Linked DNA regions of Homo sapiens: region 2 is linked to region 1. A link is an interaction called in ENCODE POLR2A ChIA-PET data of the cell type or tissue named here. Cell type or tissue: GM12878. All regions are shown on one strand. Each heading gives the region's core, and the rest is flanking DNA. Links, peaks and the distances in the headings are about the cores only. Region 1 has its middle 14 kb from the start of SLC29A2. Region 2 overlaps PACS1 (phosphofurin acidic cluster sorting protein 1).

Region 1 (5,264 bases), core at 265-5,264:
GTTAGCAACTTTTAATAGTTAAATCATATAAAGTTGTCAGTTTTATAAGTCAAAAGTCAATATTGGCAACTTTATATATGGTTCAAGCTAATCTATTTAAAAGCCTCTTTTTCTGAGAACTGTTTCTGTTATTTGTCCATTTTTCTACTGGGTTGTTGCTCTTTTTGTTGCTTCTTAATAGTGAATGGCAAGAGGTCTTTTTTTTTTTTTTTTTTTTTTGAGACGGAGTCCCGCTCTGTCGCCCAGGCTGGAGAGCGCAGTGGCGCAATCTCTGCTCACTGCAAGCTCCGCCTCCCGGGTTCATGCCATTCTCCTGCCTCAGCCTCCCAAGTAGCTGGGACTACAGGCGCCTGCCACCACGCCCAGCTAATTTTTTGTATTTTTAGTAAAGACGGGGTTTCACAGAGTTAGCCAGGATGGCATCGATCTCCTGACCTCATGATCCACCCACCTTGGCCTCCCAAAGTGCTGGGATTACAGGCATGAGCCACCGCACCCGGCCGGCAAGAGGTGGCCTCCCAAAGTACTGGGATTACAGGCGTGAGCCAACCGCACCCGGCCGGCAAGAGGTCTTTATTTTGGGAAAATTAAACGTTTGTGTGTCATACGAGTTGTGAATTTTTTCTTAGTTTGTCACTTGACTTTGCTGATGGTGGTTTTTCTCTGCGGATTCTTTTTGTTTTTGTTTTTGTTTTGAGATGGGGTCTCACTTTGTCACCCAGGCTGGAGTGCAGTGGCATGATCTCGGCTCACTGCAACCTCCACCTCCCAGGCTCAAGCCATCTTCCCACCTCAGCCTCCTGAGTAGCTGGGACTACAGATGCACGCCACCATGCCCGGCTAATTTTTTGTATTTTTGGTAGAGACAGGGTTTCACCATGTTGCCTGGGCTGTTCTCAAACTCCTGAGCTCAAGCAATCCGCCCGCCTTGGCCTCTCAAAGTGCTGGGATTACAGGCATAAGCCACTGCACCTGGCCTATGCAGATATTCTTGATGTCGACTTTGGTCACCTGGTTAAGTCACGTTTGCCAAGTTTATCTAGTATAAAGTTACTATTTGTCAGCCGGGCACGGTGGCTCACGCCTGTAATCCTAGCTTGGGAGGGAGACAGAGGCGGGCGGATCATGAGGTCAAGAGATCGAGACCATTCTGGCCAACACGGTGAAACCCCCGTCTCTACTAAAAATACAAAACTTAGCTAGGCATGGTGGCACACCCCTGTAGTCCCAGCTACTTGGGAGGCTGAGCCAGGAGAATCGCTTGAAACTGGGAGCCAGAGAGCTGAGATCATGCCACTGCACTCCATCCTGGGAGACAGAGCAAGACTCCGTCTCAAAAAAAAAAAAGTTATTATTTGTCCTTTCCATACCCTATTCTTTGGAGGCTAGTTGCTAAGTCCAGCCTACAGTTACAGGAGGATGGTACTAAGCTCTACCTCTTGGATTAAGGAGTATCTCTATATATTACATATTATTTGAAATTCTTCTGTAAGGATGATTTGTCTCTTCTCCCCTATTTGCTTATTTATTCAATTATTTTATATCAGTATGATCAGTATAGACTCATGTGGATATATTTCATACTTTGACTTATAATTCAATACCATGCTATTTACTTTGTTGCTCAAATTGTTCCAGCATTGGCTGCTGGAATTTCTTTCAAGTTGGCTTCCATGGCCCTGTGACATGTGACAGGCTTTTTTTTTTTTTTTTTTGAGACAGAGTCTTGCTCTGTCGCCCAAGCTGGAGTGCAGTGGCACGATCTCGGCTCACTGCAAGCTCCGCCTCCCGGGTTCACACCATTCTCCTGCCTCGGCCTCCTGAGTAGCTGGGACTACTGGCGCCTGCCACAACGCCCGGCTAATTTTTTTTTCGTATTTTCAGTAGAGGCGAGGTTTCACCGTGTTAGCCAGGATGGTCTCGATCTCCTGACATGGCGATCTGCCCGCCTTGGCCTCCCAAAGTGCTGGGATTACAGGCATGAGCCACCGCGCCTGGCCTTTTTTTTTTTTTTTTTTTTTTTTAATAATCAGAATCTCATTCTGTTGCCAGGCTGGAGTGCAGGGGTGTGATTATACCTCATGGCAGCCTTGAACTCTTGGGCTCAAGCAATCCTCCCACCTCAGCCTCCTGAGAAACTGGGACTATAGGTATGTATCACCATGTCCAGCTAATGTAATTTTTTTTTTTTTTTTTTGAGATGGAGTCCCTCTCTGTTGCCCAGGCTGGAGTGCAGTGGCGCCATCTGGGCTCACTGCAACCTCCGCCTCCCAGGTTCAAGCTATTCTTCTGCCTCAGCCTCCCGAGTAACTGGGATTACAGGCAAGAGCCACCATGCCTGGCTAATTTTTGTATTTTTAGTAGAGATGGGGTTTCACCATGTTGGCCAGGCTGGTCACCAACTCCTGACCTCAGGTGATCCACCTGCCTTGGCCTCCCAAAGTGCTGGGATTACAGTCGTGAGCCACCGCTCCTGGCCAAGACCATGTTTCTTAAAAAACAAACAAACAACAACAACAAAACAAATATCTATATCTATATCTATATATCTATATATATAGATATAGATATATATACACACACACACATAAGCAGAGGGACAGGAACCAAGAACATCACACGATTTCACATCCTAGGGTCCTCCAGAGCTCAGATTATAGATGGATGGCCGGGAGGGGGTGTCTACCACTCTAATTTGTTAATCACCAGAGAATCGCTTGAACCCGGGAGACGGAGGTTGCACTGAGCTAAGATTGCGCCATTACACTCCAGCTTGGGCAACAGAGCGAGACTACATCTCAAAGAAAAACAAAAACAGCTTGGCTAAAAAGACCAGCTCGGCCTTGCCAGGAGTGTCCACAAGGGGGCAGTCGAACATTTGCTTACGAGTTCCCCAAGGGCGAAAGATCGGTTTTTAACCTCATTCAGGAACGGAAGATGGAATCTCGGGCTTTGACGGTCGATAAATTAGAAATAAGATCCTTGCACAAAGCCAGAACCCTTGAAGGGCTGCAATCACTTTGTAAGGAAGACCAGTAAACTTCCCACTGGCCAGGGAGGCAACCGGGAAGCTCATCTCAGCTGTTGCCTTGGCTGGGAATAAAACAAGGTTTCCTAATCTCCAGGCGGGCAAGGAGCCTAAATCAGTCTATTCCGTGGGAAATTCAAGCTGATACATTATCATAAAAATTAATCCCAGGCTGTTTCTATATCATGGTCTGAGTTTTTGTCCTCCTATTCCAATAAATGTGTTGAAACATAATCATCAATGTGATACTATGGAGGGGGGTGATTAGATCATGAAGGTAGATTCCTTATAAATGGAATGGCGTCTGTATAAAAGAGGCTTCAGGGAGTTCCCTCACGCCTTCCATCATGTGAGAACACGTGAGAATGTGCAATCTGTGAACCAGGAAACAGGTCTTCACCAGATAAAGAACCTGAGAGTGACTTGATCTTAGACTTCCCAGCCTCCAGAACTTTGGGAAATAAATTTCTGTTGTTTACAAGCCACTCAGTCTATGGTATTTTGTTGCAGCAGCTCTAACAGACTAAAACAGCAGAAGCAACTACAAGAACACTTTGGTGGAACACAGCCCTTCTCAACATGCTCACAGCCATATGAAGAAACAACTTCCCATGAGCAAGAATGAGCAGACAGCCATCAAAAGCATTACCTCCTTTAGGGGCTAACTCATGTTTCTGGGTAGAAGCTTTATAATAAGTCTCAACAGGCTGGGCGCAGTGGCTCAGGCCTGTAATCCCAGCACTTTGGGAGGCCGAGGTGGGAGGATCACTTCAGCTTGGGAGTTCCAGACCAGCCCGGGCAACACGGCAAAACCCTGTCTCTACCAAAAATACAGAAAATTAGCCTGGCCTGGTGGTATGCACCTGTAGTCCCAGCTACTTGAGAGGCTGAGGTGGGAGGATTGCTTTTGAGCCTGGGAGGCAGAGGTTGCAGTGGGCCAAGATCTCACCACTGCACTCCAGCCTAGGTGACAGAGTGAGACTCCATTAAAAAAAAAAAATTCTCAACAACTTAACTTGTTATTTTCTCAACAACTTAACATGTTATTTTAATGTTATAATTAAACTCTTAGGGTTATTTTATAGCATATGAAAACTGCTTTTGAAATTCATCTTGGAGAAGACATGAGAGAGAATAACTAATGACAGATTTAATTTTTTTTTTTTGAGACAGAGTCTCACTCTGTTGCCCAGGCTGGAGTGCAGTGGTGCAATCTTGACTCACTGCAACCTCCGCCTCCTGGGTTCAAGTGATTTTCCTGCCTCAGCCCATTGAGTAGCTGGGATTACAGGCGCCTGCCACCACGTCCGGCTAAATTTTGTATTTTTAGCAGAGACAGGATTTCACCATGTTGGCCAGGCTGGTCTTGAACTCCTGACCTCAAGTGATCTGCCCACCTTGGCCTCCCAAAGTACTTGGATTACAGGCATGAGCCACCGCGCCCGGCCTAATGACAGATTTAAAAACAACCATGGGCTAGGCATGGTGGCTCACACCTGTAATCTCAGCACTTTGAGAGGCTGAGGCAGGTGGATTGCTTGAGCCCAAGAGTTCGCAGCCAGCCTGGGCAACATGGCAAGACCCCATCTCTACAAAAAAATAATAAAAAAATTAGCCAGGCATAGTGGCACATGTCTGTGGTCCCAACTACTTGGGAGGCTGAGGTGGGAGGATCACTTGAGCCCAGGAGGTCAATGTTGCAATGAGCCATGATTATGCCACTGCACCCTGGCCTGCTGGCCTGGGTAACAGAGTAGGATCCTGTCAAAAAAAAAAGAACAAGAAAATCAAAGAACACTACTACAGTATTATATCAGTCAAGGGCTAATCAGGAGACAGAATCCACACAGTCATTGAAGCAAAAGTCCAACATAAGGAATGATTAGGGGATTGAAATCATGGGGGATTGACTAATGAGAGTTGAAGAGAACACTAAAGAACGAAAACATAGGCCGGGCGCAGTGGCTCATACCTGTAATCTCAGCACTTTGGAAGGCCAAGGTGAGCACATTGCTTGAGCCCCAGGAGTTTGAGACCACCCTAGGCAACATAGTGAAACCCTGTCGCTATAAAAACTTTTAAAAATCAGCTGGGTGCGGTGGCTTGTGCCTATAGTCCCAGCTAACCGGGAAGCTGAGGTGGGAGGATCGCCTGAGCCCCCGAAGTCAAGGCTGCAGTGAGCTGTGATCACACCATGCACTCCAGCTTGGGTGGCAAAGTAAGACCCTGTCTCAAA
Region 2 (5,495 bases), core at 290-5,289, 290 kb before region 1:
TACCAGATGGATTCACAGCTGAATTCTACCAGAGGTACAAGGAGGAACTGGTACCATTCCTTCTGAAACTATTCCAATCAACAGAAAAGGAGGGAATCCTCCCTAACTCATTTTATGAGGCCAGCATCATCCTGATACCAAAGCCGGGCAGAGACACAACCAAAAAAGAGAATTTTAGACCAATATCCTTGATGAACATCGATGCAAAAATCCTCAATAAAATACTGGCAAACCGAATCCAGCAGCACATCCAAAAGCTTATCCACCATGATCAAGTGGGCTTCATCCCTGGGATGCAAGGCTGGTTCAATATACACAAATCAATAAATGTAATCCAGCATATAAACAGAACCAAAGACAAAAACCACATGATTATCTCAATAGATGCAGAAAAGGCCTTTGACAAAATTCAACAACCCTTCATGCTAAAAACTCTCAATAAATTAGGTATTGATGGGACGTATCTCAAAATAATAAGAGCTATCTATGACAAACCCACAGCCAATATCATACTGAATGGGCAAAAACTGGAAGCATTCCCTTTGAAAACTGGCATAAGACAGGGATGCCCTCTCTCACCACTCCTATTCAACATAGTGTTGGAAGTTCTGGCCAGGGCAATTAGGCAGGAGAAGGAAATAAAGGGTATTCAGTTAGGAAAAGAGGAAGTCAAATTGTCCCTGTTTGCAGATGACATGATTGTATATCTAGAAAACCCCATTGTCTCAGCCCAAAATCTCCTTAAGCTGATAAGCAACTTCAGCAAAGTCTCAGGATACAAAATCAATGTACAAAAATCACAAGCATTCTTACACACCAATAACAGACAAACAGAGAGCCAAATCATGAGTGAACTCCCATTCACAATTGCTTCAAAGAGAATTGTTGTTGTTTTGAGACGGAGACTTACTCTGTTGCCCAGTCTGGAGTGCAGTGATGTGATCTCCACTCACTACGAACTCAATCTCCTGGATTCAAGTGATTCTCCTGCCTCAGCCTCCTGAACAGCAGGGGTTACAGGCACATGCTACCATGCCTGGCTAATTTTTGTATTTTTAGTAGAGACGGAGTTTCACCATGTTGGCCAGGATGGTCTCGAACTCCTGACCTCAAGTGATCCACCCGCCTTGGCCTCCCAAAGTGCTGGGATTACAGGCGTGAGCCACCACGCCCGGCCTCATTATTGCTTTTATTTTTAATCAAAGTTATACATATATTTTAGAGAGTCACGTAGTTTTACAGACTTATTTAGAAAACAATCTTTAGGTATTATCTGGTGAATTCCAGCTGTCGAAAACTGTTTGGCTTTTTCATCAGCACCCACATTTTCCCAATAAGTTTGTAATTTCTTCTTTTTTTTTTTTAAATTTTTGAGATAGAGTCTCACTCTGTTGCCCAGGCTGAAATGCAATGGCGTGATCTGAGTTCACTGCAACCTCCACCTCCCAGGTTGAAGGAATTCTTCTGCCTCAGCCTTCTAAGCAACTGGGATTACAGGCATGCACTACCATGCTCAGCTAATTTTTTTATTTTAGTAGAGACGGGGTTTTGCCAATTGCCCAGGCTGGTCTTGAACTCCTGCCCTCAAGTGAGCCACCATGCCTGGTTTTCTTTTTATCTTTTTCTTTCTTTTTTTTTTTTTTTTTTTTTTTTGATGTAGGGTGTTTCGCTGTGTCACCAAGGCTGGAGTACAGTGATGGCTCACTGCAGCCTTAACTTCCCAAGCTCAAGTGATCCACCTGCCTCAGCCTCCCGAAGTGCTGGAATTAGAGGTGTGAGCCACTGCGCCCAGCTAGTAGTTCATTCTTTTTTATTTCCAAGTATTTCATTGAAACATGATATAATTTGCATATCCATTCTCCTGTTGATGGACATATAGGTTCTTTACAGCTTTTAGCTTTTATGAATAAAGTTGCTATGAATTTTTTTTTTTTTTTTTGAGACGGGAGTTTCACTCTTGTTGCCCAGGCTGGAGTGCAATGGCGTGATCTTGGCTCACTGCAACCTCTGCCTCCCGGGTTCAAGCGATTCTCCTGCCTCAACCTCCCTTGTAGCTGGGATTACAGGCATGCGCCACCATGCCTGGCTAATTTTTTTTATTTTGTGGAGACGGGGTTTCTCCATGTTGGTCAGGCTGGTCTCAAACTCCTGACCTCAGATGATCTGCCCACCTCGGCCTCCCAAAGTGCTGGGATTACAGGCCTGAGCACCGCGCCCAGCCGCTGTGAACATTCTTACACAGGTGTTTTTACAGACATACATTTTCATTTCTCCCTCTCTCTCTCTTTTTTTTTTTTTTAATGTAGAGACAGTCTCGCTTTGTTGCCCATGCCAGTTTTGAACTCCTGGCTTTGTGGAATCCTATTGCCTCACACTCCCAAAGTGCTGGGATTACAGGCATGAGCCACCACGCCCAGCCCCATTTTCATTTCTTTGGGGGTACATATGTTGGAGTGGAATGGTGTGTCTTAGAGTAGGTGTATGTTTAAACTTTGTAAGAAACTGCCAATTTTTTCAAAGTGATTGTATCAGTTTGCATTCCCACTAACTGAGGCAGACAGATTCTGAAGTGGCCCCCATGATAAATACCCCCTGGTATTTATGGCCTAGTAGTCCTGTGCCCTTGGGTGCAGGTGGGACCTGTGATTGACTCCTCACTGATAGAATATGGCAGAGGTGACAGGATGTGTATGGTCATGCATACCTGATTATTCCCAGTCAGATCGTAATGCTCATCTTGTGAGGAGACTCTCTCCCTTGCTGGCTTTGGTGCTGTGTTGTGAGCTGCCTATGGAGACGGCCCTGTGGCAGGGAGCTCAGGGCAGCTTCAAACCCACAGCCAGCAAGAGACTGTGGCCCTCAGTCCAGCAGCCCACAAGGAATTGAGTGTTGCCAACAACCATGTGTGTTTGGAAACAGATCCTATCCCACTCAGTTCTCAGATGAGACCATAGTCTCAGCCAGTACCTTGGTGGCACCTTATAGAGGACCCAGCTAAACTGTGCCTGGGCTTTTGACCTATAGAATCTGTGAGATAATAAACATGCATTAGTTTAAGCTGCTGCTAAGCTTTGCTAGTATTATTATGCTACAGTGGATAACTAATACGAGCAATATAGTTCCTGTTGCCCTGTATCTCCACCGACATTTAGTGCCTGTCTTTTAGATTTTAGCCATGTTAGTGGGCATGAAATGGAAACTCTGAGGCTTTAATTTGCATTTCCCTAATGACATTGAATACCTGCTAATTGGACATTTGGATACCTTCTTTTGCGAAGTATCTGTTCAAGTCTTTTTCTTATTTTAAAAATAGGTAGGTTGGGCATGGTGGTTTACACCTGTAATCCCGGCACTTTGGGGGCCAAGGTGGGTGGATCGCCTGAGCTCAGGAGTTTGAGACCACCCTGGCAACATGGTGAAACCTCGTCTCTACTAAGATACAAAAAATTAGCTGGGCATGGTGGTGGGCGCCTGTAGTCCCAGCTACTCAGGAGGCTGAGGCGCAAGAATCACTTGAGCTCGGGAGATGGAAGTTTCAGTGAGCCCAGATCATGCCACCACACTCCAGCTTGGGCTACAGAGTGAGATTCCGTCTCAAAAATAATAAAAATAATAAGAGTAAGAATAATCAATATGTTTGTCTTTTTATAATTTATTTGTAGAAGTTCTTTATATATGACGGGTTAAGTTCTTTATCAGATGTGTGTGTGTGTGTCTCTGCATGAATGTGTGTTGTATGTTTGTGTGTGTATCTGATAGAGTTTTCTTCTAGTCTGTGATGGGGAGGAACTTGCACATTCCTCTCACCTCATGCAGATTTCCAAACTGTTCACGTTTTACTGCATTTACTCTATTGTACTATTTCTCTCTCTAAATCAGTTTTTTCTGGGTCATTTGAGACCATGTTATGCACATGCTATCCTAGCACCCTTAAATATTTCAGTGTTTATTTTCCGCCAGTTAAGGGCACTCCCAAATAACCACTACATACTCCTTTAAGTCAGACAATTTGCAGTGATAAAACCCTATTGTCCAATCTATTGACCCCATTCACAGTTTGCTGCCCCAACTATATCTCATTTCTGTTTTGTCCCAGAATCCCAGGGAGGAGTGTGCATTGCACCTAGCTGTCAGCGTCTCTTCACACCCTCCAGTCTGGGATCATCCTTTGTCATCCCGGTTGTTCTTGTCCACAACCGTTAGATATCCTGTAGGGTGATTGGCAAGGCGGATCTTATAGTATTTCCTTATGACCAAATTCAGGTCATGATTTCTTGGCAAAAGTATCACAAAAATGATGCTGTAATAGTCTCAGCACATCACATCAAGGGGCACATTCTGTTAACCAGCCCTGTTACTGCTGTTGTTGGCCCTCATCACCTGCTCATGTTGGTGTCTTCCAGGTATCTCTGTTTTTCTTACTGTAATGCCATTGTTTTTCTTTTCTTTTCCTTTTCTTTTTTCCCTTTTCCCTTCCCTTTTCAATGGAGTCTCACTCTGTAGCCCAAGCTGGAATGCAGTGGCACAATCTCAGCTCACTGCAACCTCCGCCTCCAGGGCTCAAGCAGTTCTCCTGCCTCAGCCTCCAAAGTAGCTGGTACTACAGGTGCATGACACCACACCGGGCTAATAGTTATTGATTTATTTATTTATTTATTTTTGAGACAGAGTGTCGCTCTGTCGCCCAGGCTGCAGTGCATTGGCACAATCTCTGGTCACTACAAGCTCCGCCTCCCAGGTTCACTCCATTCTCCTGCCTCAGCCTCCCGAGTAGCTGGGACTACAGGCGCCCACCACCACACTCGGCTAATTTTTTTGTATTTTTAGTAGAGATGGGGTTTCACTGTGTTAGCCAGGATGTTCTCAATCTCCTGACCTCGTGATCCACCCTCCTCGGCCTCCCAAAGTGCTGGGAGTACAGGCATAAGCCACCGTGCCCAGCCTATCACTTTCTATATCATTTTCTTTTTTGGGGGGGTTTTGAGGGCAGGGTCTGGCTCTGTCTCCTAGGCTGGAGTACAGTCGCTCGATATCAGCTCACTGCAACCTCCGCCTCCTGGGCTCAAGTCATCCTCCCACCTCAGCCTCCCGAGTAGCTGGGACCACAGACATGTGCCACCATACCCAGCTAATTTTTGTATTTTTTGTAGAGTTGGGATTTTGCCATGTTATTCAGGCTGGTCTTGAACTCCTGAGCTCAAGTGGTCTACCCACCTTGGCCTCCCAAAATGCTGGGATTATAGGCATGAGCCACCATGCCTGGCCTATATCTGTTTTTGTTTTTTGAGATGGAATTTTGCTCTTGTTGCCCAGGCTGGAGTGCAATGGCGCAATCTCGGTTCACCACAACCTTGGCTTGCTGCAACCTCGGCTCACTGCAACCTCCGCCTCCTGGGTTCAAGCAGTTCTCCTCCCTCAGCCCCCTGAGTAGCTGGGATTACAGACATCCGCCAGCACACCCAGCTAATTTTGTATTTTTAGTAGAGACGTGGTCT

What was found. Peaks named below come from ENCODE experiments on the same cell type or tissue, not always from the same donor. Only the 100,000 strongest peaks of a DNase experiment are listed, where the experiment ranks them.
Region 2: POLR2A ChIA-PET joins it to region 1 with 10 read pairs; 3 of 35 experiments call an interaction of 5 or more read pairs at or near these places.

What each region holds. Positions count from the first base shown.
Region 1 is chr11:66,383,488-66,388,751 of GRCh38, forward strand. No RefSeq gene overlaps it. Among named protein-coding and RNA genes, the nearest start is that of SLC29A2, 14 kb to the left of the region's middle. RefSeq lists enhancers at 1-67, 2,691-2,985. In GM12878, for the core only: a CTCF peak has its summit at 2,861 (motif pointing right); a DNase peak (open chromatin) is centred at 2,854.
Region 2 is chr11:66,094,581-66,100,075 of GRCh38, forward strand. All of the region lies in intron 1 of PACS1 (phosphofurin acidic cluster sorting protein 1), which reads left to right. Among named protein-coding and RNA genes, the nearest start is that of PACS1, 27 kb to the left of the region's middle. RefSeq lists an enhancer at 4,934-5,495. In GM12878, for the core only: no CTCF peak of the experiment used is centred there; no DNase peak of the experiment used is centred there; H3K27ac peaks cover 338 bases.